Regions from separate parts of the Mus musculus genome. Here regions 2, 3, 4, 5 and 6 are each linked to region 1. The links are chromatin loops, found by intact Hi-C in ENCODE. Cell type or tissue: heart. All regions are shown on one strand. Region 1 overlaps Ensa (endosulfine alpha). Region 2 overlaps Rprd2 (regulation of nuclear pre-mRNA domain containing 2). Region 3 has its middle 6.6 kb from the start of Gm40096. Region 4 holds the start of Tars2 (threonyl-tRNA synthetase 2, mitochondrial (putative)). Region 5 holds the start of Rprd2 (regulation of nuclear pre-mRNA domain containing 2). Region 6 has its middle 15 kb from the start of Adamtsl4.

Region 1 (5,000 bases):
CCCTCCAGACATGTAAACCAAGCTGATTTCAAATGTGTGATTCTCCTGCATTTGTGTGCTAGGATACATACATTTGCCTCCACATGCGGTTCGTTTTCTGAGACAGTCTTGCTATGGTGTAGCTTGTTTGGAATTTTCAATCCTCCTGCCTGAGCCTCCCAATTGCTGGGATTACAAGTATGTATTACAATGCCTGTATCCCCATCCCTTTTTATGTGTATACGTGTTTTCCCTGTACACATGCATGTGCACTGTATTGTTTTGCACTGTATTTGTGTTCCATCCCTACGGAAGCCAGAAGATGGTGTAGGATCCCCTGGAATTGCAGTTACAGAGCAGGACACAGGAGACTCCCCTAAACAACGGAGGATTAAGTAAGATGATCCCAATCATCTGCTAGGCCTGGTGCTTTACAACTTCTCAAACAGATGTGGGAATTATCCTTTGTTTCTATCCCCTGCAGATGGACCACCACTGCGCAACGTAACACTATCATGTCAATTTATTCCCTTGCAGTTTCTCACCAGTGTCATCTCACTGAGAGCACCTATGTTTTAGCACAGTGCCTGGCATATTCTGAGCACCTAGTAAATGGCCATCGATCAGGACCACTGAAGCCCTCCCTCCCCTTCAAGGCTCAGGCTTGTATGTAGCACGTGTGTTCCGTAGTTCTCATGACTGTAATGCTTAATTCTGTCTGGCCTTACATACAGGGCTCCCCAAGTTTTATCCCCATTGTTTATTCCCATAAGCACGGCAGGCTCCACTTTATATTACACAGCATTCTTTTGAGAGACCTTCCCTTCACTTTCTGGTTTTCTCCCAGGCATTGTAAGAGCTGCTTGAACAGGTGCGGCTTGCTATGTAGACCATTCTCTTACCCCTGCCTTTGAGAACTGGGATTACTGGCATGTGGCTGGCCTTGAATTTCTGATTTTCCTATCTCTACCTCCTCAGTGCTAAGATCACAAGGATGTATCATTACTTTTTTGGGGGGGGGGGCGGGGGAGGACAGTTTCACTATGTAACCCAGGCTAGCCTTGAACTCACAGCAAACCTCTTGCCAGTCTTGAGAAGTAGGTTACAGGTGTCTGCCCCCTTGCCTGGCTTCTATCTTTTTTATGTATAGGCTACACTAGCTAAAGTGAGGACCAGTGGATTAGTGACTCGACTCCAGCTACTCTGTGTAGGCCATGGCTCAGCTGACAGGTTTGTCATCATAGTCACAGCCCACCTGTGTTAGAGCAGCTGGACAACTCACCCACTTCTTTCAGAGAATACCTGGCTGAAGTTCTCAGCAGAGCCAATTGTGTCCATTCAGTGTGTCTTTAACCAGCACACAGGATGGGGAGGCAGGAGTCACGTTTGGGGCCAGCCTAGGTTACCTAAGAATGTATTTAAAAAAAACCAAAAAACAAAACACAAAGGAAGGTTTGGTTATTGAATTTGTTTACCTTAGTTGCTTGGGTCTGTTGTATGAATAAAGAATAAATGGCAGTCATTAATTTATGACTGAGTCTCACTGTGTAGCCTTGGAACTATGTGTCCCAGGTTGCCCTTGAACTCAGAGGTCTGCGTGCCTCAGCCTCCAAACTCCTGGCCCTTATTTATTTATAAACAAGGTCTCACTATGTAGCTCTTGGGGAGCCTGAACTCAATGACAAAGACCAGGTTGGCCTCAACCCCTAAGAGATCCACCTGCCTCTGCTTTCCAAGTGCTGAGATTAAAGGTGTGTGCTACCATGCTACAGTCCAGCCGTCATTTAAAACATAATTTTATTACATGTGTGTGCCTGCCACTCTGAGGAGTCAGCTCTGTGTTTCCACTGCTATGAGGGTTCTGAGGTGGACCAGGTTCTCAGGCCCGTACAGCAATTGTATCACCCGCTGAGCTCTCTCCAACCCCAAATACTGGTGGTATACAGGCATCCAAAGGCCTTTCAAGGTTACAGCCCAACTAAGAAACGGAGACTCCAGAACAGCCAGGAGTTTATATCACCATGGGTTAGACAGTACACAAGCTTTTCCTTGGCCTGTTTTCTTTTTTTTTGGCTTTTTGAGACAGGGTTTCTCTGTATAGCCCTGGCTGTCCTGGAACTCACTTTGTAGACCAGGCTGGCCTCGAACTCAGAAATCCACCAGCCTCTGCCCCCCAAGTGCTGGGATTAAAGGTGTGCAAAACCATGCCCGGCGGCCTGCTGTTTTCTAAACCCCAACTTCCTCACTTGTATGGAAATGAACTTGGACTACCTGGAAGCTCTGACAGACAGCTTCACCACTACCCAGCCATGTGCATTTGATAGGCTTGAGAAGCCTGGACTCCACGTAGGACCAGCAGCGCTCCCACAGGGATCAACAGCTTTGGGTTTATTCCTGTCAGAGCACTGACCTTTTTCAAGTATTATTCTTTCAGCTACATAGTAAACTTCTCTCTCTTTCTCTCTTTTTTTTGGGGGGGGGGGGCATGTGTTGGTGTTGTTGGGTGTTCACATGTCACTGTGCGTGTGACAGTGCCCTCTACTGGGTACTAAGAGTAAGTTCTATTCCATTGTTGTGGGTCCCAGGAATCAAACTCAGGCTTCTTTTCAAGTGCCCTTAACCAACCAATTTTTTTTTGAGATGGAGCTGTACCACAGAGCCTTGACCATTTAATTCTCTGCCTCTATTTCTGAAGTTCAGGGCTTAGGAGCAAGCACTTCCCTATCTCGGGTTTCGTGTTTATGCAGCTGATGATGACCTTCAGCTCCTGCTCCCCTGCTTCCACTTCCCAAGGCATGCATGTCAGCTCGTCCAGCCCAGCACACTTTTTAATGGGCTCTCATCCCACTGGGCTCACCGCTCAGCAGGACAAACTATTGAGATGTATCACAAGCCCCTGGCTAAATGAGAAGAAAGTCAGAAGCATCTTAAACAGTTATAAATTCACCTGGGACGCTTTTGACTAAGACACTGAGAGCAGACTTCTTCTCGACATAGAGCTGACCCCACCCCAGAAGACTGGACATTTCAGTCAGCTCTGTCTCCTGCATTTCCCTCCAAACGGTTTTCAGAGGCAGGGTGTCAGGAAGACAGGGGAGGGTATGATGTGGGGCCAGGGACAGAAAGGCCAGTTTCTTTTGCTTATTACTAATAACTCACACTTCTCCCACACAAACAGAACTTAGGAATAGAAACTGAAGGGAAAAAGAATGAAAAGGGGCCCCATTCTTGCTGAGTCTGGACTAAGCTTTGGGTGTTAGCACACCATTTAACCAAGTTCCCAAATCTCTCATTTTCTATAAGGTGACATATCTTTTGAATTAGCTATAAAGGACAGGCAGAAGCCAGCAAAGGCCACCAGTCATCTGTGTCCACCATTCCTGCTCCCTCTCCCAATGTAATGAGCCTTGTCAGAGCCCCTTTCAAACTCAGGGGCCCACACCAACCTTCCCTCAATCACACCTCCAGTATCGCTCTTCACCTCCCAAATCCCAAGAAAACACACCAACTGCTTCACAACAGGTCTAGTTTTGGTTTTTTCCGTGGGTATTTTTTGTTGTTTTATTTTAAATACTGAAAAAAATTCCCCAGGGCTCTGTGGGGCTCCCCATTCACTGCCCTTCTCCACACAGCAAACCTATTTCAAGGACAGCATTTTTTTAAAAGGAACAGTTTATCCTAAATCCTCAACTTGTTCTGCAGAACCAGAGAGACCTCGTCTGCTTTAAAGAACACAATTCCTTTTCTCTGACACTAGATCACTAGCCATATTCAAAGAGTGCTTCTCTCTTCAGAGCTGAACCTGAACCCCTTACCATCCCTCACCTTACAGTCAACCACAGCAACCCAGAGGTTCAGGAGAACGGTAGGAAACTTCTTTTTTATCAGTCATAAACCCTCACTCACTCCCCCACATCTTCACTCCATCCTTTCAACCCCACCCTTGGGATCTCAATGAGTTTTCTTCCAACAGTTATTTGGAAAAAAAGGTAAAACAAAACAAAAAAAAGTTCAAGGTCTTGGTGCTCAGCCCAAGGGGCTCCATGTGTTGGGACACCAGTGGGCAGGTTCTCTGCCTCTCTAGCCTGCACCCGGGCCACCTCCTGACCCCTGGCTACAAAAGCAGGGAGGGGCAGGAGCCAGCACAGGACCCGAGTGGGCAGCGTCTCACGATCTGGTGGAGCCCCAGGAAGCATCACTCAACTTGGCCACTGTGGACGAACAAGGAAGAAACAAAAAACAAACAAACAAAAAAAAAACCAGTCAAGTAAAAGGGGAAAGCTCGTAAATTCCATCCCAGTCTTGACCCCATGGTTTCTCCAAATACTTCACTAAACTACCTTGTATATGCCTGAATATTAAGTAAAAGGAGGAGGGAAAATAAAAAGAAAGTTTTAGTCTTTCCCTATCCATAATCAGAACGTTTTCTCCCTTTTCAATATACTCATGGTAAACAGGAAGACAATTCTTGAGACATCAAATAACCGGAGGTTTCCTAGTGAAGGCTCACAGGAGCCACACAGTGCACAGCCACTGGCAGCGGTGAAGAGGAACCTCAGCACTGAGGTGCTGACTGGCAGAGGCCAGGGTCAAACCACATACTTGTTTGGAGTGGACTAAGTAGCCTGGATTTAATCAAATGCACTTAGATTTTTAAATGATGCTTCCATGCTAAGAAGCAAGCCTGAGAAGTGCAGCTTGTTCCTTGGCATCCAAGAGTGACACTATTTGATTCTGATTTCCTTTCCCCTTTCTCATCCCTATCTCCAGCTCATTGTGTGTATGTGTACACACTAACTACTATGTGTATTACTGGAGGTTGAAACTAGGGTCTTCTGAATGTTAGGAAAGTATTCTACATACGAACTACATTCCTAGCCCTATCTTTGCTTTTTATTTTGAGACAGGGTCTCACTAAATTCCCAAGGCCAGCTGTGAACTCACTCTGTAGCCCAGGCTACCAGCCTGCCTCAGTTTGTTGAACAGCTGGGATGACAAGCCAGCTTGATTTCCCTATTTCT
Region 2 (5,000 bases), 140 kb before region 1:
GTTGTGAGCTGCCGAATATGGCTGGTAGGAACTGGTTTGTTTTGTTTTGAGGCATAAAACTAAGTGGTGTAGAACTTTGTGCCCTCAAATTAGGAAATATTATGTCATAAAATTATCTCCTTTGTTTGTTCAAACAGTGGAGGACCGGAAAGAAAAGCCTGTGGAGAAACCTGCTGTCTCCACTGGTGTGCCCACCAAGTCAACAGAAAGTGTCTCGAAAGCCTCACCGTGTGCCCCACCGTCTGTGCCCACGACGGCAGCTCCACCTCTCCCGAAGCCTCTGAGCACTGCACTTCTGTCCCCTTCCCCAACTTTGGTTTTGCCAAACCTGGCAAATGTGGATCTGGCAAAGATCAGTTCCATCCTTAGCAGCCTAACATCAGTCATGAAAAATACGGGTAAGTGAGCCACTGATGATGCTGAGCCACTGATTTCCGTCTTTGTTTCATTGAACCAGCAAAGTGGGGTTTTTTTGTTGGTGGTGGTGGTGAAATTAGTACAATTTTTTCATTAAAAATACATTAAAAATGGATGGACACCTTAGAAAAGCCAAAAAATAATATTACTACACCAAAGAAAACCACATATATATATATATACACACACACACACATATATACACATATATACATATATATACATGTATGTGGATTTGAGAGATTAGATATTTAGAATACTTTTTCTTTTAATAATTGAAACATTGCCTATATTATCTTTAAATCAGCTTATTTAAAACTTCAGTATGTATGACAAATTTTTAGTTATTAAATATTCATTTAAACAGCTGGTTGTGGTGGCACACACCTGAAATCTCAGCACTTGGGAAAAGAGGCAGGATATGAGGCATTCAGGGATAGCCTGGGCTACATGAGGCCCTTTCTGGACAAAAATGATGGAGATGGGTAGGAAGATGGTTCTGTGAGTGAAGTGCTTGATTTCGTAAGCCTGAGGGCCTGAGCTTAGATTGCCAGCACCCACACAACAACCAGGCTTAGCTGTGTGTGCCTGTAGCTCCACTGTTGAGAGTGAGTACCCACTGGTAGATACTGGGGAGAAGCAGCCAGTCTAGCAGAAACCTGAAGTTCCAGATTCAGTGATTGACGTAATCTCCCAAAATTAGATAGTGACAGAGGAAGGCACACGGTGTCATTTTGGTCTCCAGGTACACACAATGTGGGAGTGTATAACTGTGCATGTACCACACACAAGAAAAGTCATGTGCATCAACTTTAATGGCTATTGTAGTATATGGTAATTCTTGTTATTAGACATTACTATGTTTTCAGCTTTTCATTTTATAAAGAATACTGAAGTCCTTGCCATGCAAACCTGATGAGACCTACATTGAATCTCCAGGATCCATGTACAGGTGGCAGGAGAGATGTGACTCCTCAAAATTCTCCTCTAACCCACATCATCCACACACTAGCAATGATAATAGTGACAGGAGGACTGTACTGCACACGCAGGTGCAGAAGGACAGACAGAAGCATTGTATCTCATCTGCACCCTGCCCAGGGTAGTATTTGGGGGCATGTGAACTAGATGTGCTACCACCTGTAACCTGAGCCCTGAGGAAGCCAAGCAGGAAGAGTAAGAATTGAAGGCCAGCCTGGGGTATATTGTGAGTCCCTGTTTAAAAAACACAAAACCAAAAGACAGCATGTAGCTTTTTAAATTGTTATCTAAGAGTATACTATTTTATATACCTAGTGTTTGGAAATTTAATTGTTCCTAACCTTTTCCATTGTCACGTTCAATCTTGAAAAGATAATATTTTAATTAAAGTTTTTTTTTTCATTTGTTCACTTATATTTATTTGTAAAACATCTGTTCATAGTGGTTTGGTCACATTTTAAGAAACCAAATGTTTTTCTTGCGTCTGCGTTTACCTTTTTACTGTGCTTTGAAGTGTAACAGTGTAAAGGAATTTATTTGTATAATGTCACCTTAAAGGCTGTGTAAGAGGAAAACCCTTGCCACTCCCATAGACATGCAGTGAAGGTGCTCTGCATTGGTAGTGCCTCTGATCCTGTCGTCCTGCTGCATTCGCTGAGCAGCGTGGGTGCAGAAACAGATTGCCGCTCTGAAAACCAAGGAATGTGCATGAAAATAACATAGTGCTTGTTTGTTTTAAGAATATTCCAAACAGAAACAACAGTTCATATTTTCAGATGTTTTTCTTTGTATGTGTCAAAATGGGCACTGTTTGTGGATCAGTCAACCAGAATTACTATTAAACAATCTTTCATTGACTGGAAAGTGTCATGAATTGAGTATTGCATTTTCTTGAGTTCATCTTTCTGCCACCAGGGGTCAGTTCTGCATCAAGACCTTCTCCAGGAATTCCTACCAGTCCCAGCAACCTCAGCAGTGGCCTGAAAACACCTGCACCTGCCACAACACCATCTCACAACCCTCTGGCAAATATCCTGTCAAAGGTGGAGATCACCCCAGAGAGCATTCTCTCTGCTCTTTCTAAAACCCAGACACAGTCAGCCCCTGCACTCCAAGGTAAACTGACATGTGCCAGAGGGACTTGAATTGTGAATGTTTGTCTCCAGGGTAACCTTGAATTCTAACTCAGAGGAATCCAAAGTCATGAAATGTACAATACAGTTAATTCATTACTGTCTTTATACTTATCATTTATGAGGTAGCAGTTATAGAATTGAAAATGTCAACACTAAAACAGACTCTAAATATTATCTAGTAACACCCTCCCATTCAGGTAAGGAGACCAAGCTCATGAGGTGATGTGGTTGGTTAAGGTAATGCGTTCGTCTGATGTGTGATGAACTGAGACTAGAAGCCAGACTTGTTGGTTTGCTAATAATATTCCATCCTACGGCAGGGCACAACTGTAGCTTACATTAACCCTAGCTCTTAGTGCAGGGTAGTGTGTGTGTTGAGTTTTAATATTATAACCTATATCAAACATAACCTATATATCTTGTTTTCTCCCTTCTGTTTGTAGTCTCTGCCTCATTTAAACTTCTATTTTTTGCTTTCTCAGTTGTCTTGTATATACAACTGCCTCAGTTTTTCATGAATCACTTGATCTTTCAATTCTTATTTTCCAGATTCCTACACAACCTTCTTAAACATCTCAGTATAATGATGCAGTTAATTGTAAATACCAGATCTGTATCGTTGCTAAAGCCAGGGACTTCTAGGTGACACTTAGTAATAACTAGAGATACTTTTGTTTGTTTCAACTGGGACAGAAACTCCTAAGCACTAATGGGTCAATGTCAGAGAAATGTCGTTGAATATCTTATAATGCATAGAATAGTCTCCAACCACAAAAAAATGTATCTATGCTAGAATATCAGCAGCGATAAGGTAAGGAACCCTGTCCTTATGAGTAGAGCATATAAATAGCTATTACTTTCTGTTCCTGAACTGTTCTGGGACAGTCTATTACTATTGCTTCTTCAGTAGTCATTCAAAGAGAGTTTTATTTTACAGAACTAAATAGAAGATCCAGTGACCTTCTGAAACCCTTCTCTGTTGGAACTAGCAATTAAGAATTGATGTTTCCAGTAATCCCAATTCTTAGAAGACTAGATCCCCAGTTACAGGCTAGCCTATGCTGCAGTGGGATGTTACTGTTTTTTCGTTTTCCTTTTTCTTTTTTTAAAGATTTATTTTATTTACATGAGTGCACTGTATTTTTTCTTTTTTATGGCACAAAATATTGATGATAATCTACAATATTTGATTGTGTACAGCTCAAGAGATTTTGATGCTTTTGACTTTGCACTTTCTGTTGTCATTCTATATAGATACAGAAAATCTTGAAGTCACGTATATTAGTTTCTCCTATAGATGCAACACGGTATTTATAGAGTTCCTTTTGCTCTGCAGATTGCAAGTTGTCCTTCTTGTCACTTGAAGAAATCAGATCTGACAGGATAAGAAATAAAAACACAAAAAATACCTCCTTATGGAATAGCAGAGTTTGTCATTTTTCTTTTGCTTTTAGAAAGTGGAATTCCTAGCCAAGTGTGGTGGCATGCTGCAATCCCAGCACTTGGAAGGTAGAGGCAGGTAGATCTCTATGAATTCAAGACCAGCCTAGTCAACAGAGCAAGTTCCAGGGCTACATAGAAAGATCATGGAAAAAAGGGAAAAATTCCATTTTCGTGGGGGAAATAAGTGGAGTTTTCCTTTTAAAAAAAAAAAAAAAAGACTTATTTGTTTTATATAAGTACACTTGTAGCTGTCTTCAGACACACCAGAAAAGTGCATCGGGTTCCATTACAGATGGTTGTGAGCCACCATGTGGTTGCTGGGAATTGAACTCAGGACCTCTGAAAGAGAAGTCAGTGCTCTTAATCACTGAGCTGTCTGTCTGGCCCCATGGAATTTTCCTTAACCGTTCAGTATGCTAAAACATAAATGCTCATGTTTACTCAACACTATAAACAAAAATCTTTCAGAGGCTAGCAAGATAGCTTAGTGGGTAAAGCTACTTGCTGCCAAAGCAGACTACCTGAGACCCACGTGGTGGAAGAAGAGAACCAGCTCCCTAAAATTGTTCTCTCTCTATCACACACATACACACAATATAGTTTTTTAAGGCTTTATTTATTTATTTTTTTTCTCAAGAAAGAAAATTTTTTCCAGGTGGTGGTGGTGTATGCCTTTAATCCCAGAACTCAGAAGGCAAGGGGAAGGCAGATCTCTGGAGTTTGAGGACAGCCAGGGCTACACAAAGAAACCCTGTCTTTTAAAGAGATTTTTTTTCTTAGAACTTTATTTTTGTCTTCCACAGTTCTATTGATGAATTAAAAAAAAAAGACTTCACAGCTTGTTGAGGTAAAATAAATGTAGAAAAGACCAAAAGAATTTCCTGTCTTACAAAATATAAGTAACAGCTCTCTCTTTAAGTTCACTTCTTTATAGAGGAGGGGTTATATCTGCCTTCATGCTTATGGAGGTCAGAGGACAACTTGTGGAAATTGTTTCTCTTCTACAATGTGGATGCTGAGAAT
Region 3 (5,000 bases), 120 kb after region 1:
GGCTCTTGCTTTCCTGACATCTGGAACTTTCTGGTTGCTACCCCCAGCTCCCCCTCCCCCATTGCTACACAGCTCTGTTCAATATCATGACCCTCTGGTTCTTAGCCCTGAAGTTGAAATGTGTGCCGGCCACTGCCAGGTCCACTGGTGTTTTAAGGAATACTGGGAGTGCCATATAGGAACGGAAGGGGTGAACTTGTTAAGCTATTCAACCTGTGATTGGTGCTGTTTTCCTGTCATTTTAAGGGTCTACCTATTGGGTGGGAGGGAAGATGTCAAATAAATAAATAAATAAATAAATAAGTAAATAAATAAATAAATAAATAAATAAATAAATAAATGTACAATTTAAAAATATTACGATTAAACATAAGCTGGTTTCTCATAAAAGAAATTTAAAAGAGTCTGAATTTTAAGACAGTACAATGGCTGCTTTTTGTTGTTTTCTTTGTTTGTTTGTTTGTTTTCGAGACAGGGTTTCTCTGTATAGCTCTGGCTGTCCTGGAACTCACTTTGTAGACCAGGCTGGCCTCGAACTCAGAAAAGATCCTACCTCTGCCTCCCAAGGCATGCGCCACCACGCCCAGCTCAATGGCTGCTTTTTGTCTCTGTTAATTTACACAATTGTACTGGGAATTTAATAACAGGCATTATTTTCACAATAAAATTGCTACTCCCTACCCTTCCTCCAAGAAACACAGGGAAGAGAGGTAGACATGCTTAGCACAGAGGGTTTAGGAAGGATAACTGGGGGACTGGGGAGACACACAGTGGGCTAAGAATGTTTGTTCTGTGACTACGAAACCCTGAGTCTGAATTCCAGCCCCCAGCTAACAAGCCAGGTGTGGCCCCATGTCCTTGTAACCCTAGCATTTCAGGGTGGGGACAGGTGGATCCTCAGATCTTGCTGGCCAGCTGACCTAGCAGAAATGGCACACGTCTGGTTCAGTGAGATAAACTGTGTTAAAAGAATATGGTGGATAAAGATAGAGGAAAGCACTTGGTGCCTCTCTGGCCTCTGCTTGTGCATGCAGGCATGCACCTACATATTACAGCCACATGCAAAGGACATACACAAGCACCTACATATTACAGTCACATGCAAAGGACACACACACGCACCTACATATTACAGTCACACATATATCAAAGATCCTGTCTCAAAAAACTAAATAGCCACCATTTCTAGACCATTTATAAAGTAGATAATTTTTAGGGTAGTTTTGGGTTAAAAAAAAAAAAGAATCGAAAGTAGAGTTACAATAAGCTTCCTGCCCCCACACAGCCAGACTCTGCAATTTCCCCATTTCCCTCCATTCCTGTTAAACAGCAGCGTCATCTCCCTGTCTCCCCACGCCTAGAGCGCTCAGTTGGTTCTGCTCCTGGTTGACTTCGCTGTGTTAAATACCCCCTGTGTGCGGGAGCACAGTATGTGTTTGCTTGGCTTGCTTCACTAGAATTTTTTCAAAGTTCATACACGTAATAGAATAGAGCAGAATTTCTGACTGTTTTGAGATAGGATCTTGCTACATAGCTCAGGTTAGTCTGGAGCTCACTATTTAGTCTAAGCTAGCCTTGAACTTGCAGCAATCCCCCTGCTTCAACCTCCCAAGTGCTGGGACTACACACATGAACCACACCTAGCTTTTACTTAAGTTTTCTTTGCTGTCTGTATTTATTTTTAATTTTACGTGTATAGACAGTTTTGCTGTGAGCCCTGGCTATCCCAGATCTCCATCTATTATAGTCCAGGCCTCTGTCTTACACTGATCCCCCTGCCTCTGCCTCCTGTGTGCTGGCATTGCAAGTGTGATCTACCCCACCCAGCCTTTCTGAGCCTTGCAAAACAGAATTTGTAGTTTGGAGAATGTAACTTTTGTGTTCTTTTTGCTTTTTCTTTATTATTTTGGATGTTACTTTAAATACAGTTGTTTTCTTAATTTCATTTTCAGTTGGTTAATTAAAAAAGAAATACCCTGACTTTTGTATCTTTATTTGTGTCCTGTAGCTATGTCAAGCGCATTACATTAGTTCTGATTGTTTTTCAATGCACTTCCTGGAATTTTCTATACATAAGACCTTTTATCCACAAAGAAAACAAAACACAAAACCAAGTACCTTTATTCTCTACATCCATAGGCCAGACATTGTGGTGCATGCCAACCCTGGGGAGGCTGAGACACAAATTACATGCTGGCCTGGGTTATACAGTGAGTTCTAGGTTAGTCTGAGTTAGAGCTAAAACCTATACAAAATTCAAACAAACAAACAAACAAAATCAGACTGGGCATGTGTGGTACATTCCTTTAGTCCCGGCACTCAGGAGGCAGAGGCGGCAGATCTCTTGAGTTCAAGGCCAGATTGGACTACCGAGTGAGTTCCAGCATGGCCAGGGAGATACAGAGAAACATTTCTTTAAAAAACAGTGTGTGTGTGTGTGTGTGTGTGTGTGCGCGCCCGTGTGTGTCTGTGTGTATGGGTGTGTGTGTGTGTGTGTGTGTGCGTGTGTGTATGTGTCTGTGTGTCTGTGTGTATGGGTGTGTGAGTGTGTGTGTATGTGTGTGTGTGTGTGTGTTTCCGTGTGTGTCTGTGTGTATGGGTGTGTGAGTGTGTGTGTGTTTGTACGCGCGCGCATGCGTGTGTGTGTGCATGTAAATTGCTTCAGGAAGCTGGAGAGATGGCTTAGCAGAATGAGCTTATCCAAGTTATCAGAGTTTGGATGCCAGCTCAGGAATGCCCGCAATTTGAGCGCCAGGAGATCTGGTGCCATCTTCTGGCTTCTGAGGGCACTGCACCTCCCCCACTATAATAAAACCCAAACAAATCATTTAAAAGCCTCAGGAAAGAAAGCCGTTATGACTGTAAGTACCAAAGTGACAGACTGGATTACCGCAGTCCTGACAAGCACAGTGTAAGTAGAAAGCCGCTTAATGATTCAGAAAAGCTTTCCAGTGGCAGAGGAGTTGGAAACTACAGGCAAAAAATAAACAATACTGAAGTCTCACAGATCTTCTGGTTTCAACAAAGCCTGTGTAATTAAATGTAGAGCATGCTATTATCATTCGTATGCCTTCATTTCTCTCTCATTGTGTCTGTGAAGATCATGAGAACCAGTTCAGATTACAGTAATAAGCACTGGGACCCTGGACACAAAGATGAAGCAATTAATCAAATCATCAAGCCATTAAATCAATGAATGTGGAGGTGACTGCAGAAGCCAGGGCCTGCAAAGTAACAACCCACAGGAGGCAAGAAGAAAATCTGTCTCAACCTCACTTAGTCAGCCAATGTTGGTTCAGACTTCTAGAGTCAGACCCAGAGGGTTTATAGCAAGTATACAGTACAATTTAGAAAAAAGCTTTATGAAGATGGGTTCTAGAGAGAGGCCACATGTGTTATCTTACGGGACTAGGGGAGGATCCCACCTCTGGGCCTGGCTGTGGGGATCTGGCCATACAGATAACACAAAGGTCACCTGGACTACTAAGTATCTCAGGTCCTGGCTGTGGTAGCTTGGTGTGGCCTGGCTCTTCAGAACACACAAATCACCAGGTTGTTGACCACCACCACTCCAGCCTTCTGGGTAGAAAGACAGGTTACACATGTCTCCTGTTGGAGAGAGACAAACCTGCTTAACACTCCTGGTTTCCCCAGGGCTTATCTGTGAGCACAAGGTCCTTTGTGCTCCCGCCACAGCGAGAGGGGAAAGTGTGTGTATAGGGAGGGTGGGAGTAGGTGACTGTTAAAGAACAGAGCAGACTCTTCAGAAATTACATTTGTTCATTGAGTGTATGTGTAAAGTGTGCACATACCACTGTGTGTGTGTGGAGGTCAGAGGGCAACTTGGAGGGATGGCTGCATTACTTCTCCCGTGTAGGTCCTGGGACGGCTTGACAGCAAGTGCGTTCATTGCTGAGCCATCTTGCCAACCCTACAATCAACTTAATATTTAAAGTTGAACTGCAGCTTGGATACTGACTTGAAGTAACCAACAGTGAAAAGGTGCTTTAAGCAACTGGAGAAAAATTCAGAAAGGGACTATGTAATAAACGAGACCAACAAGCAGTTGGAGGGCCTAGAGAGACAGCTCAGTGGTTGAGACACTTGCTGTTTGCAGGGGACCCTAAGTTTAGTCCCCAACCCCCATATCAGGAAGCTCCCAGCTGCCTGCAGCCCCAGCTCTGGGAATCCAGCATCTTCTGAACTCTGCAAACGTGCACTCACACAAATACACATAATCACAAAAACACAAAACTTTTAAGCCAGGAGCAAGGCTGGAGAGATGGCTCAGTGGCTGCTCTTGCAAAGAACATGGGTTCAGGTCCCAGCACCCATGTGACAGCGCACAACTGTCTGCAACTCCAGTTCCAGAGGATCCAATGCCTTCTTCTCACCTCCCTGTGTACCATGCATGCAGGTAGAACACACATATACATGCATAAAAAAACTTAACAGGTTGTTTGTTTGTTTGTTTTATAAAGATTTATTTATTTATTATATATAAGTACATTGTAGCTGTCTTCAGACACACCAGAAGAGGGCATCAGATCCCATTACAGATGGCTGTGAGCCACCACGTGGTTGCTGGGATTCGAACTCAGGACCTTTGGAAGAGCAGTCAGTGCTCTTAACCACTGAGCCTCTCTCCACTCCTTGTTTGTTTTTTAAAGGTAGGGCCTTGGATGGTGACTGTTATCCCACTGCTAAGGAAGCAGAATGGGAAATTCCCTAGTGCCCTCTGGCCGGCCAGCCTAGCCTACGCGGAGAGTCCCTGGCCAGTGAGTGACCTTGTGAAAAGATGGGCAGCATCTGAAGAACAAGGCCCAAGGTTGACCTTTGACCTCCCACATACACAATGACTGGACATCCCAACGTGTGCAGTCCCAACCCCACAAACCACTGAAAAGACTGACAAACTATTTTAAACTTTGTGTCAGAATATCAACTAGGAATTGGAACATTATTTATAACCTAGAATATGGAAAGTAAACATTTGTTTA
Region 4 (5,000 bases), 120 kb before region 1:
GAAATAAAAGTATAAAGCTGGCCCCATGTTAGAACGTACACAGACAATACTGAATAGTCTTTTAAACCCGAATTACCAGCACGTCTTAGGGACTGGAGCTGTAAGAGTGGCAAAGTTACCATTTCTGAGACTCTGAGCCCCAATGTCCCTTGGGAAAAGTGGCAACAATTTTTCACATTTTGGGTGCTAGTAAGCAGAATTTGGTTCTAATAGCTAAAATGAATTTGGGACTATGTACTGATCCTGATAAAATGAAAAGTATCCATTGGAGATAGTTACAAGTAGCTTAAACCTATAAAATGAATCTTTTTTTTTTTTTTTTTTTTTTGGTTTTTTGAGACAGGGTTTCTCTGTGTAGACCAGTCTGGCCTCGAACTCAGAAATCTGCCTGCCTCTGCCTCCCAGGTGCTGGGATTAAAGGCATGTGCCACCACGCCTGGCCCCTAAAATTAATATCTTAACCAAAACTTTGACCAAGTGAGGATGCCTGGTCTAAAAGTAGAAGAAACCTGAGAAGTTGCTTTATTTTAATTAAGGATTTGGGGCGCCCTTTATTGCAGACTTCCTTCTCCTCCTGTGGACCTCATTTACTCAGTGTCTGTAGCTAGTCTGTAGGAACAAGTTAGGAAACACCACATTTCTTGATTTTTTTCTTGAAAGTACTTCACTCTAAAAGTCCTGTGGGCACAAGTGTCTGGGCCATGTGCTTCAGGAAGGAAAAGGAAAGAAATGCATGTTAGCAAGCATGACCCATTATGAGTCTGGCCTTAGAGAAGTGATGTGACTCTGAGCAACCCAGGCTGTGGCTTGGACAGACTAGGACTTGGCCTTGAGATAATTTTCCAGGGTTTAAAGGGAACATAAGAACACTACTGACAGAGTTGTTCTTGGAATAAGATGGAATTGTGAAATAGTGCCACATCTCGGGATCCTGGCAGGCAAGAGTGGGGTGAGCAAGAAAGTTGCAGAGGTGTTTTCCAGGTAGACTAAAAGCTTAATATCTCCTGAAGCCAAGGCATGTTCAAGGAGAACAAGTATGTATTGGCCTTAGATACCTGGCTTGCTACAGTGGGTGAGGGAATAACACAACATTCCTTCCACTGCAGGTTGCGTGATGTTGGTAGCTGGTCAGCATTAGCCCAGTGCATTGCACATAGTAAATGTTAAAGGATGCGTGTAAGAAGCTGTCATTCCCGGGTGGTATCTCCCTGTGATCCTAACAAAAGGACACTGTAGAATAATTTAAAAAGTAGTGACAAAAATCTCTACCTTTTGAAATTTACAGTCACTACATGATCAGTACATATTTAACATATATTTATTGAGCACCTCCTAGATTGTTGTCTGCAGTATGACGCTACCCTGCCTCTGTTATAGTGCCACAAAAAAATCTAGGTCTGCCATTGCCATTTTTTGTGAATGTTGCACTCTGACCACAAGAACACACACACACTATCTTCCTCCCCACAGCCTTGTCTCTTTCTTTGTATTTCAGGATGTCTAACATATCAGAAGATGGAGCCCCAGAGTGGCCTATGACTCAAGTCAGCTGCCCTCCTCAGGCAGAACGAACATTGGGCTTTGGAAGCCTAGGTTAAGCAGCTTGTTCTGACAACTCTTCCACAAGACCCCATGATCCCATCACCACTGCAATCTGGGAATGGACTAAGTGTCCCCACCCCCAGGTGAGGGACTACTTGAGTTAATAAGGGTGCTAATAAGTTCATTTCCCTTTATGCTTCTCCACACATCTGACCGTGTTTCTGTTTTTACTGTGTAAAGCTAATATGTCTAGCCCTGCATCTGAGATTTAATGGAGAGAGATCAAAGAAAGAATAAAGAAAGATGAAGGTGGGGTGCTGATGAGAGACCAAAGGCTTATGTAAGGAACAGAGAACAAGATGTTGGATGTCTCTAAGATGGTCAGGGAGTCTATTGGAAATAAACTATGGAAAGAACAAGGTATGCTGGAAGAGTGCACACTGCAGATTCATCGGCACGCATGTTTTTTACCTTAAACTACCTTCTGTAATCTTTGAATTCCACATCTGAGACCTGTAAGATGGCTCAGCAGATAACAGGTACTTACTGCCCAAGCCTGGCAACGTGACTTTGACCCCTAAGACCCATGTAAAGTGAAAGGACAGAAGTGGCCACAGAAAGGTAGCATGTGACCTACAAAACTGTGCCGCCCACGCCTTCAAAGATTCTTCACACACACGCAATAATGATTGATTGATTAAATTCCACATCTGTGACATTAAGAGGTCTCTAAAGTCCCTCCACCACGACTGCAAAGGAATGACCACCAAGATAGTCTTAGAGTTGTTACATTCAGTGGTAATAACAGTGTCTTGCAAGCCGGGCAGTGGGCGTGCACGCCTTTTATCCCAGCACTCGGGAGGCAGAGGCTGGTGGATTTCTGAGTGCTAGGCCAGCCTGGTCTACAGAGTGAGTTCCAGGACAGCCTAGGGGAAAAAGAGAACAAAAACAACAACAAAACCAGTGTCTTGCTGCTGGTGCTAATTATCATATACCAAGCACCGAGATGAGCAATTTACACAAAATGTACCTTCAGAATGGAACATATATTTTTATTCTTGTTTTATAGATTAAAAAATCGAGATTACAGAAAGTTTACTTAAAAAAAAAAAAACTACTTAATGCCAGATCCAGGATTTACACTAAATGTTTAGTTCCAGTGTCTGTACTTGTTTCTTGTCAGCTTTAAGAATGTTTAATAAATTTTATAATTAAAGGAAAATGACTAACTTCCACTTCCTGTTTTTCTCTCATTCTTGCCCCAGGAGGTATGCCCTGTCCTCAAAGTTGGATGCCTTCTTGTCACTTTGGGAACCCAGACTGCAGGTGTGTGCAACAGCTTCCACTTTCCGGTCAACCGGAACCTTTCCCAGAGCGGCTGCTGCTGTGTGGGTTCTACCTCAGCGGAGTTCCTGGGGGTGGTGCCCGGCCGGAATGGCGGCTATGTTATCCAATAGGAAAGGATATTACTGACTTAGAAGCCAATGAGGAGCCTGGTGAGGAAGAAGCGGTGATCGGAGCATGGAGGTACCGATTTGAGACAGCATGGGTCTCTGTCTGAGGTGGCGCCGGCTTGGGTTCCCACTCCCAGAGTTCCGCCGCTGCGAGCTCCACACCGTGCGTGAGGTACGCCAAGCTCCCAACCATTTAGCCCAGCGGAGTCCAAGGGGGCAGGCTGTCCAGCCCCTCCTGGACCCTGCTGCCCCACTCGGAAATGTGCGGTTCCTTTGAATCCCCAAATTAAGACCTAGTGTCACCCAGTTTCCACCTTAAAACCAATGCTTCTTAAACACCCATAACCCCTACGACCCCATTCCGGAGTAGTGGAAATAAGCCCGCGATACCTCCTAACGTGCCTTTTCCTCCAGGCCTCTGCACCAACTCCTCCACATTGGTTGGCAGAACGATTTGGCCTTTTTGAGGAGCTATGGACCGCTCACGTGAAAAAGTTAGCAAGTATGACACAGAAGAAAGCCCGGGCTATTAAGATATCACTTCCTGAAGGCCAGAAGGTAGATGCTGTTGCATGGAACACAACCCCTTACCAACTGGCCCATCAGATCAGGTATCAAGCCAGCCTTTCTACCTACAAGAATTATTTTTCTGTCCTTTTCTGCACCCGGTCAGAAAATGAAAGCATCTTTTTGTTTCTCTTTGGTTTTTCGAGACAGGGTTTCTCTGTGTAGCCCTGGCTGTCCTGGAACTCACTCTGTAGACCAGGCTGACCTCAAACTCAGAAATCCGCCTGCCTCTGTCTCCCAAGTGCTGGGATTAAAGGCATGCGCCACCATTGTCCCGCTACATTTTTTCTTTTTCTTTGTTTCCCATCAGAAAGGTGTAGTCTTTGGGCAGGGAGGGGGTTAGGGTTGGGGGGGGGGGTCAGTCAGTCATTTAATTGATTACCACACAAGCATAAGGACCTGAAATATGAATTTGTGGAAGGAAACTGACTCCTAAAAATTGTCCTCTGACCCCCCCCCCACACACACACACACACTGTAGCATGTGTGCCCCACCCATAAATAAATGAAATAATAGTTTCAGGTTAAAAATAAAAAGGGTGTGGTGACATGTGCGTGTAATCTGGTCAGCCAACCTAGCCTGCTGGCGATGCTCTTTGCCAAAGAAAGACCCTCTTCTAAAGGCATGATTGTTGACTCCCGAGGAAGAATGCACACCTACTCCCCCAGAAAAGCATCTTGTTAAAAGAAAAAAAAAAAAAAAAAGGCTGGGCGTGGTGGCACACGACTTTAGTCCCAGCACTTGGGAGGCAGAGGCAGAGGCAGAGGCAGGGGGATTTCTGAGTTCGAGGCCAGCCTGGTCTACAAAGTGAGTTCCAGGACAGCCAGGGATACACAGAGAAACCCTGTCTCCCATGTGCTAAGATTGCAGGTGTGAACCCCTACGCTCAGATAGTCCTTCTTGCCAAGCATAGTGCTACAGGCCTGTAATCTTAGCATTCAGAAAGTGGAGGTCAAAGATTCAGAATTCAGGGCCAGCCTGGGCCAAACAGCAAGACCTGTCTTTAAAATAGAGGGTAGGATGAGGACTTTTTTTTTATAAGGATTTGTCTTTATAGTTTCAGAATTTCTGCCCTTCCCAATGTAGTGGATACATTGGGAAAAGAAACAGCAGATCTTTACTGCTCTGGAAACTTCACTCAGCAAATTAGAGTTGCTGAGAAAAGTCAGCCTCCTGCCCTGGGGATTGTAACAACTCTGTCTTCATTCCCACTACCCTCCTACTGCTACAGTGTAACACTGGCTGATACTGCAGTGGCTGCTGAAGTAAATGGAGAACTTTACGATCTGGACCGACCCTTGGAGACAGATTGTCACCTCAGATTTCTGACATTTGATTCCCCAGAGGGCAAAGCGGTAAGTTTCTCCCATATGGTGAGCACAGTGCCTAATTATCTGAGTGATCTTTAAACAGGAAAATGTAATTGTTCTTTTGCT
Region 5 (5,000 bases), 190 kb before region 1:
GCCAGCCTGGTCTACAAAGTGAGTTCCAGGACAGCCAGGGCTACACAAAGAAACCCTGTCTCAAAAAAAAACAAAAATCCCCAGAACAAAATTTCTGAAACCTCAGCTGCCAGTGAAAACACCTGAATTTCTGGCTGTTCTGGAATTCACTATGTAGACTAGGTTGGCCTCGACCTCTCAAAGATCTGTCTACCTCTGCCTTCTGAGTACTGAGATTAAAGGCATATACCACCATGCCTGGGCAAGCAGTCTGATATTTAGATATCTTGTGTGGGAGTCTGTGTGAGAAAGCTGTGAATATACTGTGAACCGTGGATGGCAGAGTGCAGAATGTTCTTCCCACGAGGTGGCCTTCTAGAAAGAATTGCATAAGCTGTGATAAGTGAATGCACTTGAAAGTCAGTACATGAAGGGGATGCCTGGCATGTCCACAATCTCTGCACAGGAAAGGCAAATCCTGGGAGGAATAGTCTTGACTCTTCACAGGACCAAAGATAAGACATAACATCAGGTGTATTCCCTTGCTGTCCTGTATTCATGTAGGCTAATGGTAAACATCACCTCACTTTAAAAAAAAAAATGGGACGTGCTTTGTTTACACTACTCTTGAGCTCTACAGTCTTGCTCTGAATCCATTACACCACCAGAAAAATGGAATGCTTAAGACCACAAATGGCAGTGGCAAAGCATTCAGTAAATCCCATCGTTCATGAAATGTGAGGTGCGTGTTTCTCTTTAAAGCCCAGCCCAGGTTTACACACTTCCAAGCCAGGCAAGACTACACAGTGAGACTTTTCTTTGTTTGTTTGTTTGTTTGTTTGTTTTTGCTTGTTTTGTTTTTCGAGACAGGGTTTCTCTGTAGTCCTGGCTGTCCTGGAACTCTCTGTAGCCCAGGCTGCAACTCAGAAATCCGCCTGCCTCTGCCTTCCAAGTGCTGGGATTAAAGGCATGCACCACCACTGCCCAGCACAATTAGACTATTTCTTTGGGAAGAAAAAAAAAAAAAAAAAAGAAAAAAGGCGAGCCAGGTGTGGCAGCTAGAGTCTAAATCCAGAAGCCCAGCTTCTATAGGGTAGAGATAGGAGGATGGCTGGAGCTTGCTGGCCACAGGCAAAACAACAAGGGATAAAACAGCAAGATCTGTGAAGTCCTCCCCTTGCATGTAAGAGTAAATGAACACAGACATAGACAGACATACCTGCCCCAAAAATGATCCCCCCCCCCATTAAAAGAGTTTGCTTACTGTTTCATTTAAAGATGGTTAGAATTTACCGAAGGCTGGCTATTGCTCAACCAAATCAAAATGGAGTCACATTAAAGGCCTACGTGATCAAGTGAAACTTGTTTATTTTAATCTCCCAAGAAACCAGTAAAGAGGTAAGAGTGAAATCTCCAAGCAGGTCATTTTCAGCTGGTATGATAAGGAAGTCCTGCTTTTAACCTTGGAAGGAAAATAACTTGAAAACAATCTGCTGTTAGTTGTTCCTTCTTTCCACAGCTCTTTTCTATTTGGAATACCAAACTTCCATTCAGCTCATCAGAATGTTCATTGCAGAGAATGAGAACTTGATTGTAGGATCATTAAGGTCTTTAAAAGTGTTGTAAAATTTAAAACAAGATTTATTAATAAATATGTATATGAGTACACTGTAGCTATACAGATGGCTGTGAGCCTTCATGTGGTTGTTGGAAACTGAATTTTAGGACCTCTGTCTATGGTGATTCCGTGTGTGAGCTAAGTGTGTCTGGAACAGGATCAAGCTGGCTTTCCTTATTGAGGAGCAGAAAATTGTGGTGAAAGCACAAGTACAGAGTCAGAAAGCAAAATAAATATGCAGCTTTTTATAAGTAATAAAAATCAAAGCTTGGAAGAAAGAAAGAGAATCCAAAGTGCAGACAGGCTTTTAAATCTCAGCACTTTGGCAGGGCAGTAGTGGCTCACACCTTTAATTTCAGCGCTTGGGAGACAGAGGCAGGTGGATTTCCGAGTTCAAGGCCAGCCTGGTCTACAGAGTTCCAGGACAGCCAAGACTGCACAGAGAAACCCTGTCTCGGAAAACCAAAACAAACAAACAAACAACAACAACAAAAAACCCACCTCAGCACTTGGAAGGCAAGGAGATAGGATCTCCTGAATTGGAGGCCAGACTCTACAGAGCAAGTTTCAGGATAGCCAGGGCTACACAGAGAAACTTTAGCTCAAAAGAAACAAAAACAAACCCAAAGTCAGTACAGTGGCTTTCAATGCCCTACATGAGCCCTCTTTGCTTCTCACCTCTTCTGTCTCTTATCTTAGTGGCTTTCTCATCCTCTGCCAGTCACACTGGCTTCCTTCTTCTTCCTCTAAAATGTTTCAACAGTCCTGGTTTAGGGACTCAGCACTTGGTGTTCTTTTGCCAGCTCTTCTTCCCTCCCCTCATATGTGCTTGGTTGCTTTTTTCTCAATCTCTTTTTAAAAACTGGATCACACCATTATTCATATACACAGTCTTTCTCCTTTAATCTTACTCCATACCTCTTTATGACTCCTTACTCCCTGACACATGCTTGTGGTTTGGTCCTGATACCAAATCAAGGCGGAGTAATTTTTGTCTGCTTTGCCATCATTTCCCTAATCCTAAAACAGTTCTTGGCACAGAGATATTAATTTTAAATGATGAAACAGGCTCCTTGCCTCAAAAACCTTTCCGTTGAGTTGGCATAATTAAAATGAAGTTCCTGTGTTCAATAGGAATACATGAACGTCCAATCTTCTCAAAAGATTCACACAGGCAGATGAGAATGTAATGGTTAATTTTTTAAAAAGATTTTCTTTATTATTATATCTAAGTACACTGTAGCTGTCTTCAGACACACCAGAGAGGGCGTCAGATCTTATTAAGGATGATTGTGAGCCACCATGTGGTTGCTGGGATTTTAACTCAGGACCTTTGGAAGAGCAGTCAGTGCTCCTACGTGCTGAGCCATCTCTCCAGCCCATAATGGTTAATTTGAGGCTGTGCTAATAAACACAATACTCAAGACTCTTGTAAACTGTAACGCACAGGGCAGTGGTGGTGCACGTCTTTAATCCCAGCACTTGGGAGGCAGAGGCAGGTGGATTTCTGAGTTCGAGGCCAGCCTGGTCTACAGAGTGAGTTCCAGGACGGCCAGGGCTACACAGAAAAACCTTGTCTCGAAAAAACAAAAACAAACCTATAACGCATTACGAAATTGTGATGTTACTACCTAGCAAAGAAGCCACACCTTGTCAATTACTCTTTCCTCGCTTCGAAGACTTTTCAGAGAAATTTTCGTTTAACTTTTATTCCCTCTTTCTAGAATGCAGTCGGTCGGCTGGCTGTGAACGGTGTCATCGCAGTCGGGCGTGTAGCATAGGTTAGTCAAGGAGTGCCTAGAGAACAGCTAACAGGGCCTGACGCATGCGCGTCTTCCCCCACTCCGCAAGACGTGCCAGCCATTTTGTCGCGTGTAGGTCCCCGATGGCGGGGTGGCAGGGAACGCAGCTGCAGCTGTCAAAAACAGTAGCCACAGAACGGTGGGCATTTCCCATCCTAGTGTGAATTAAAGGCTCCCAGGGAGCAACCCCGCCATGAAGCCAAAAGCAGGGCCGAGCACTGAACTGGGGTCTAGTAACGTCCTAGGCTCCGGAGCGCCTCAATCCTGCCTCCCCAGGTTTTCCTCCCAACCCGCTAGGCGCAGACCTAACGCGCAGGCGCACAGAGAGACGCAGCGCCTCCTCCGCCTTCAGGTCCCGACGCGCTTCTCCGACCCCCTTCCCTGATTGGTCGAATCGCAGCGCCATCACGCCCCCTCGGCCCCCGTGCTCAAGATTGAGGAGGAAGCGGAGGGGCGGGGCTTCCGTGCGCGTGCGCATTTCTTCTGCTGGTCTATTGCTGCTATTGCGTTGCAAAAAAAAAAAAAAAAAAGAAAAAAGAAAAAAAAAAAAAAGAAAAGAAAAAAAAAAAAAGAAAGAAAATTTTCTGCCTAGGTAGCTTTGGGCCTTTCCTGTGGTAGAAAATCTAAAGGCAAAGCTCTCTGCAGCCGAAGGGACGGCGGAGTAGCGTTTCGTCTTCGGTACCAAGGCCGCCCTGGGCTCACCGGAATTTGGCCAACGGGATGAGGGAAGGGCCTTAAGAGTTGAGGAGCGTAGAGGCTAAAAGCCTTAGTTGTCGGCGCCGTCGCAGGTTCTGTCTCCTCCGTAGTCGTCTCCCGACTCCCGGTTTAAACACCACCCCCGAGCCATACTGACAGTCCTCCGCGGCCGCGGCCCCTCCTCGCAGCGTGTGGGAGCCGCCAGCGCGCCCAGCAGCTAGCCCTCCTGCCGCCAGAGGAGCCTAGCGCGTGCAGCGTCCCCACCCCCTGGCCGCCCTCCCCTCCTGCTGCTTTCACGCACTCGCACTGATTGTTTTGCCCGCTCCCGCCGCCGCCGCCGCCGCCGCCGCCAGAGGACCAGAGGCGCTTGTGCAAACCGGGGAAGATGGCGGCCGGCGGCGGCGGAGGCAGCAGTAAGGCCTCCTCCTCGTCGGCCTCGTCCGCAGGGGCCCTGGAGTCTTCGTTGGATCGAAAATTCCAGTCGGTGACCAACACCATGGAATCCATTCAAGGCTTGTCGTCCTGGTGTATAGAAAACAAGAAACACCACAGTACAATCGTCTACCATTGGATGAAGTGGCTCCGGAGATGTGAGTGTGGGGGCGACTAGGAAGGGGGAGGCTGGAGAGATGGAGAAAATGCGGCCCCCAAAACACTCTGGGGTTTGCCCACCGAGCTGCTGCATTCAGTTGGGGTTCACATTAAAGATCGGGCGCGAGTGTTCCCTAGCCCAGACTCCATCCTAGGCACGGTTGCCCTGCTCTGCAGGGGGCTCATTGCTTGGAATTTTTCAGCCTCACATTTGGCGTGACCTTGGGCCGTTGGGCCTAGACCCGTAGAGATTTTCGCGTTTCCTTCCGAGCCCTGGAAGGTGTGTTGTTGATTATCCTGAACCTTCACGGAAA
Region 6 (5,000 bases), 69 kb before region 1:
TATTTTATGTACATTGATGTTTTGCTACGTGTAATGTAATGTACGTAATTCCAGAGCTAAAGTTACAGACACGTGTGAGCTGCCAGGTGCATGCTGGGAATTTAACTGGGTCCTCTGGAAGAGCAACCTGTGCTCTTAACCACTGAGCCACCTCTCCAGCTCTCCAGCTCCTGGGGAAGGACTTCCACAGGCAAACAAGCAAAAACTATTCTGTTCTGCCAGGTAAAGTGGTTAAGGCAACTCAAAACAATCTTTGGATAGCTGTGTAAACAGTTACAGAAGCTAAGTACTCATATCATAACAGGTAGAAAGTCATAGCTGTACATTTTTAAGTGGGGGTCAGAGTCAGGGTTACTGGGAACTTATCTTCCAGCGACAGGGTCACAATCAGCTGATATGTATCAAGATGAATGCTTAGCAGAAAGTGGAACTTCTTTGGCCATAATAGGCTTCAACACCAGGTATGAAGATAAGGTCTTGATAAAAAGCTTCAGTGAAAGAAGCAAGGGTTCCCAGGAACTCACACTTCTACAGAAAGAGAAGATTCATCGCCGGAGAGATAGGAAACAGCTTGGAGGTAGAATCACACCACATGTAAGGTCCTTAGGTAAATTACCCGAATGAGAGGGAGATAAGCCAGGTATGGTGGGGTCGAGGCTGTGGAATCCACTGGGAAAGACCAAAGGCTTAGATTACATGAATTTATTCTTACTGCTCCCAGAAGGACCACGGCCTTAGAGCCAAACATCATGCCCTGAAGGAGGAGGTTATGGTGGGGTCTTAAGAACATCAGAAAGGTCTGTGTTACACTGACCATGGAATCCACACCAGGCAGGAAAATGGTTTTAGCTCCCTTGGTTTCTTACTTTTCAGTTCTACAATAATAAAAAGAAACCATCTTACCCCTTTCCCACAGCAATTAGCAAAGGTAGCTGTTAGGGCTGGAGAGATGGCTCAGAGGTTAAGAGTAGTCAGTGCTCTTCCAGAGGTCCTGAGTTCAATTCCCAGCAACCGCATGGTGACTCAAAACCATCTGTAATGGGATCTGATGCCCTCTTCTGGTTTGTTTATACAATAAATCTTAAATTTTTTTTTAAAAGGCAGCCGTTAATACCTCATGGCCCGTTTTCCTATTCTAATCTCACCTGCAGGCCACTGGGCTCGCCCGGGCACACAACTGTAATACTTTCAATGTTTGCTCTGCATTGGTACTTCCTTACTGCTAAGCCCCTCACTCCATCTCTCTTATCCTCTACTGCATCTCCCAGGAACAGCCTTTTGGCCCCCAGAGTCCCTAGGGTATGCTTGGCTCCATACTAAGTTTCTCTACTCATCATAGGGATGTACCTAAGGTTTTCCTCAGATCTGAGAGCTTTGGTGACTGGGATAGAGCAGTTCACTTCTGAGCAGGGGAAACCACAGTCCCTTGCAGTTAGGGCTGCCTGTCACATCCCCACAGTGGCAACTGTAGCCCCAAGATTTAAGAGATGCAGGGGTGAGGAGCAGTAACTCAAGGTCACCTTAAGCACTGCGTAGCAAGTGTTTCTCAAGGCCTCTGCTTCATGGCTCGCTTCCAGGTTTCTGCCTTGACTTTGCTCTGATGGCCATCAATGGTGGACTGTAACCTGTATGATGTAAACCCTTTCTCTCCCTTGCTTTGGTCATAGTCTTCGTCATAGGAACAGAAAGTAAATTAGGACAAGGAGGCATTGGGGGGAATATAGTCAAATTCATTATATTTGTGTATGAAAATAACGTGAAGTCTATTGATACAGGTGATTAACCTATATCAGTAAACAAAAAGCTTGAATGTCCAAATGCAAAAAAAAAAAAAAAAATCCTAAAAATTATTACAACTCTGTTCAGCAACCTGCAGCCCGGGAAACCTGTCAGGTCTACAAAGACTTATTGGAACTGTGATATTTCTTTTCTTTCTTTCTTTCTTTCTTTTTTTGTTTTTGTTTTTTTTTGTTTGTTTGTTTTGTTTTGTTTTTCTGTTTTTCGAAAGAGGTTTTCTCTGTGTATCCCTGGCTGTCCTGGAACTCACTCTGTAGACCAGGTTGGCCTCGAACTCAGAAATCTGCCTGCCTCTGCCTCCCATGTACTGGGATTAAAGGCGTGCGCCACCACTGCCCAGCAACTGTGATATTTCTAAAGCAGCTTAAAAGGACAGGAGGCAGAAAAGACAGGGGCCTGACTTTCAACCGCTAAGACACACTATATTTATTAGTGCACTTAGCAAGAGGCAGCCTCTCTCCCACGGGAAATTGAGGGGTCTACAGAGGGTAGAGGGAGCTGGCTGAAATGGTTTATAGGGTTGGGATGAGGGACTTGGCAGTAAGGAAGTTGTTATTTTCCAAAACAAAGTATCCTTTCTAGGATGTCCATAAGAACAAAAGGTTATCCATAACATTGTAGGAATCTTGTTTTACTGTACCAGGGGTACTTCAGGAGACCACGTGCCATCTTCCAGGGCCCACAGCCTCCTGGTTTTCACAGTCTTGCCTTCTCGACAGTCCCCGAGTCTCCCCAAGCTCACAGTACCCAGCCTTAGATTACTCATTTGGTCTCACGTGACCCTCTGATTCCCTAGACCACAATGCTACCACCATGCAGGGGCAGTAGAAGCCCAGCTCCGGGTCTTCCCGGCAAAACGGAGCAGGGCGCGGAGATTCGGGGCGGGGCCTAGGGCGGGGTTCTGGACTCTGAGAAGGAAACCCTGAGCAGACCTTTGGACTCAGCTCTGCGGGAATCACATCAGCCGTTGACTCAGTCGACTCCCCCAGGCATAAAATCACAAAAGAGTTTTTGTTAGATGCTGATTGGGGAGGGAGGGGGAAAAGGGAGTCCAGGCTCCTTTTAGAAGGCCAGACCTCTGCAGTTTGAGCCAGGGGCCGCCTGGAGCCGCCCGGGACGGCCCAGAACGGCCCAGAACGGCCCGGAGCCAACCTGGGGGGAGCAACAGGACTTGGAGGGCTCAGAACTGCTAAGGCATCTCTCTCTATCCCTGCTGAGAGTCCATGCAGTTGGTCCTGTGTGGATTCACCAGGTAGTTGCTGAGTGCAACGTTAGCCAAACCTATCCGAACGTTTGTAAAATGTTAAACAAGGGCAAAATCTGGGGAACAGGTCCTGATAACGAAGATTAAACTGTAAATTACTTTAAAATACAAGGCAATTTACCTTCAATTCCAGTACTGCAGAGGCAGGAGGACCAGCCTGGTCTATACAATGAGTTCCAGGCCAGCCAGGGTACACAATAAAACCTTGAAGAAAAAAAAAGGGGTGGGGGGCAAAGTGGCAAATCAGATACCCTGATGGGATATGAGATGGGACAGAGAGAGATGGCTCAGCAATTCTGAGCACTTGCTTGCACGGGAAATCGCAGTGATTAGACCACTCCTGTGGGTGGAAAAGGAAAAGTTTATTCAAACTGCCAAGGCTATCTCTCAAGGGTCAAAAAGGTAGGGAAAGCCTTGCCAGTTATAAAGAGAGGAGCTAGCCAGAACAGCATGGAGGTTCAGAGTGGTAGAGGGGCTTTGATATGTGTTACAGTTTATGTTAATAGGGAACTAGTTGCCACATTTGCCCCATTTGGTAGGGAAAGATTAGGGAAATGGCTCTACCTGGCAGTCAGAAGCCATTTTGTAGGCTTCTGGAGAATGCTGAGTGTAAGCTTTTGTTTATCCACAGACAAACTTGTTCTATTTTGAGTCCAGCCTGAGCTGAGCCCAGATTGTCATTTGGGGACACTGTCAGGAGTGCTGCCGTTTTAGGGACTTGAGGGTGGGGGCCTAACATCGCTCTTCCAGAGGACCAGGGTTTGATTCCCTGCACCCACACAGCAGCTCAGAAGTCTGTAACTCCACTTTAGGAGATCTGACCCCCACTTCTGGCCTCTTGGGGTTCATGGAACACAGGCATAGAAGCAAGAAAAACACCCACACAGAGCAGGCTGGGAAAGGTAAAATTTAAAGAAAATGGGAAGCTGGATATGGTGGTTCATACTTATAATCCCAACACAGAAGGGCTGCATGAGGTGAAGGCCAGTCTGGGCCACTAAGGAAGTTTCTAGCTAGCTGAGGCTATCTCAAAAGCAAACAAAATCAAGTAAATAATAAATCCCACCCCTGCTGTGAAGGACTCACTGGAGAAGAACAGATGGGAGAAGAGGGAGGTCTCCCCATAGCCTGGTCCTGGGGGAACAGCCTCTGCATCCCTAACATTGCTTTCTAATTTGAGGTGGACAGTGATACCCCTCCCTCCAGGCCCTTGGGTGGCCCTGAGTTGCCCTGACCTATGCTCTCTCATTTCAACATCAAAGAACTTGTTGTAGAAGCCTGCGCCTCAGCCTCATCAAGGCCTGTTTCACTGCAGTCCTTGGAGAGATCCCTACACAGTGGTACCCTTTGCTCGGGTCACCAAAGCCACTGTCCTCCTCTGACCACACCCTGGGCTCCACTAAGCCCTCCCCTGTTTGGGAGGAAGCCAAAGTTGACTGTCCTGTTCTGTCCTGCTGCAAATCTCATGTACACTCTGCTTAGTTCAGCGCATCGGTGGCTCTGGGACAGCCCTGTGCCCAGCTTGCAGCAAAGGCTCTTCCCAAGGTCCACACCCAGCCTCCCCAAAGGAGGCAGCAGGGAAGAGAGCATTCTCGTCCACCTCCCTGGAGACTTGGCTTGGATCGCTGGGGTCTGGCCAGCTCTGAGGATCCATCTGTTCTCAGCCATCAGACAGCAGCAGCCACCAGCCTCAGAAGGTGGTATTCAAACCTTCAGAACCCTGAGGCCACGTCAGAGGTACAGCCACTGATGACAAGTCCCTAACAAGGTGCAAAGCACAGGACATCCTCCTGGCCCCACGCTCTGTCTCAACAGAACACAAGGTGTTTAATGGTCAATTCATGAGAGACCGGCTCTCCCCGCAGCTTCCACCTGAGGTCCGCAGGGCATCCTCTTCTGAGGAAGGGGGATGAGAGCATACCCCCTCATACCTGTTTAG

Evidence for each region. Peaks named below come from ENCODE experiments on the same cell type or tissue, not always from the same donor. Only the 100,000 strongest peaks of a DNase experiment are listed, where the experiment ranks them.
Region 2: it touches region 1 in a loop (7-fold over the local background); 7 of 42 quality-filtered maps call a loop at or near these places.
Region 3: it touches region 1 in a loop (2.4-fold over the local background); 4 of 42 quality-filtered maps call a loop at or near these places.
Region 4: it touches region 1 in a loop (2.5-fold over the local background); 8 of 42 quality-filtered maps call a loop at or near these places.
Region 5: it touches region 1 in a loop (2.3-fold over the local background); 3 of 42 quality-filtered maps call a loop at or near these places.
Region 6: a loop joins it to region 1, with 2.7 times the contacts of the local background. A loop is called at or near these places in 2 of 42 quality-filtered maps.

What each region holds. Positions count from the first base shown.
Region 1 is chr3:95,630,622-95,635,621 of GRCm38, reverse strand. It overlaps Ensa (endosulfine alpha), which reads right to left. Exons shown (of 4, transcript NM_019561.2): 4 at 3,505-4,190. The coding sequence ends at 4,175. Among named protein-coding and RNA genes, the nearest start is that of Ensa, 8.1 kb to the right of the region's middle. In heart, a CTCF peak has its summit at 2,551 (motif pointing left); DNase peaks (open chromatin) are centred at 2,311, 2,771 and 4,131; H3K27ac peaks cover 389 bases.
Region 2 is chr3:95,769,510-95,774,509 of GRCm38, reverse strand. It overlaps Rprd2 (regulation of nuclear pre-mRNA domain containing 2), which reads left to right. Exons shown (of 11, transcript NM_001368178.1): 9 at 138-398; 10 at 2,314-2,514. Among named protein-coding and RNA genes, the nearest start is that of Tars2, 17 kb to the right of the region's middle. In heart, a CTCF peak has its summit at 2,300 (motif pointing right); no DNase peak of the experiment used is centred here.
Region 3 is chr3:95,515,416-95,520,415 of GRCm38, reverse strand. No RefSeq gene overlaps it. Among named protein-coding and RNA genes, the nearest start is that of Gm40096, 6.6 kb to the left of the region's middle. In heart, a CTCF peak has its summit at 2,794 (motif pointing left); a DNase peak (open chromatin) is centred at 1,345; H3K27ac peaks cover 4,181 bases.
Region 4 is chr3:95,752,926-95,757,925 of GRCm38, reverse strand. Tars2 (threonyl-tRNA synthetase 2, mitochondrial (putative)) reads left to right here and starts at 2,949. Exons shown (of 18, transcript NM_027931.3): 1 at 2,949-3,168; 2 at 3,411-3,607; 3 at 4,796-4,919. The coding sequence starts at 3,088. In heart, no CTCF peak of the experiment used is centred here; a DNase peak (open chromatin) is centred at 2,985; H3K4me3 peaks cover 1,626 bases; H3K27ac peaks cover 1,369 bases.
Region 5 is chr3:95,818,232-95,823,231 of GRCm38, reverse strand. Rprd2 (regulation of nuclear pre-mRNA domain containing 2) reads left to right here and starts at 4,279. Exons shown (of 11, transcript NM_001368178.1): 1 at 4,279-4,685. The coding sequence starts at 4,481. It overlaps Gm29948 (a long non-coding RNA gene), which reads right to left and starts at 4,352. Exons shown (of 2, transcript XR_375854.4): 1 at 4,102-4,352; 2 at 1,331-3,512. In heart, CTCF peaks have their summits at 2,872 and 4,305; DNase peaks (open chromatin) are centred at 3,781, 4,301 and 4,981; H3K4me3 peaks cover 2,673 bases; H3K27ac peaks cover 2,314 bases.
Region 6 is chr3:95,700,010-95,705,009 of GRCm38, reverse strand. No RefSeq gene overlaps it. Among named protein-coding and RNA genes, the nearest start is that of Adamtsl4, 15 kb to the right of the region's middle. In heart, a CTCF peak has its summit at 2,605; DNase peaks (open chromatin) are centred at 2,669 and 4,699; H3K4me3 peaks cover 1,069 bases; H3K27ac peaks cover 2,416 bases.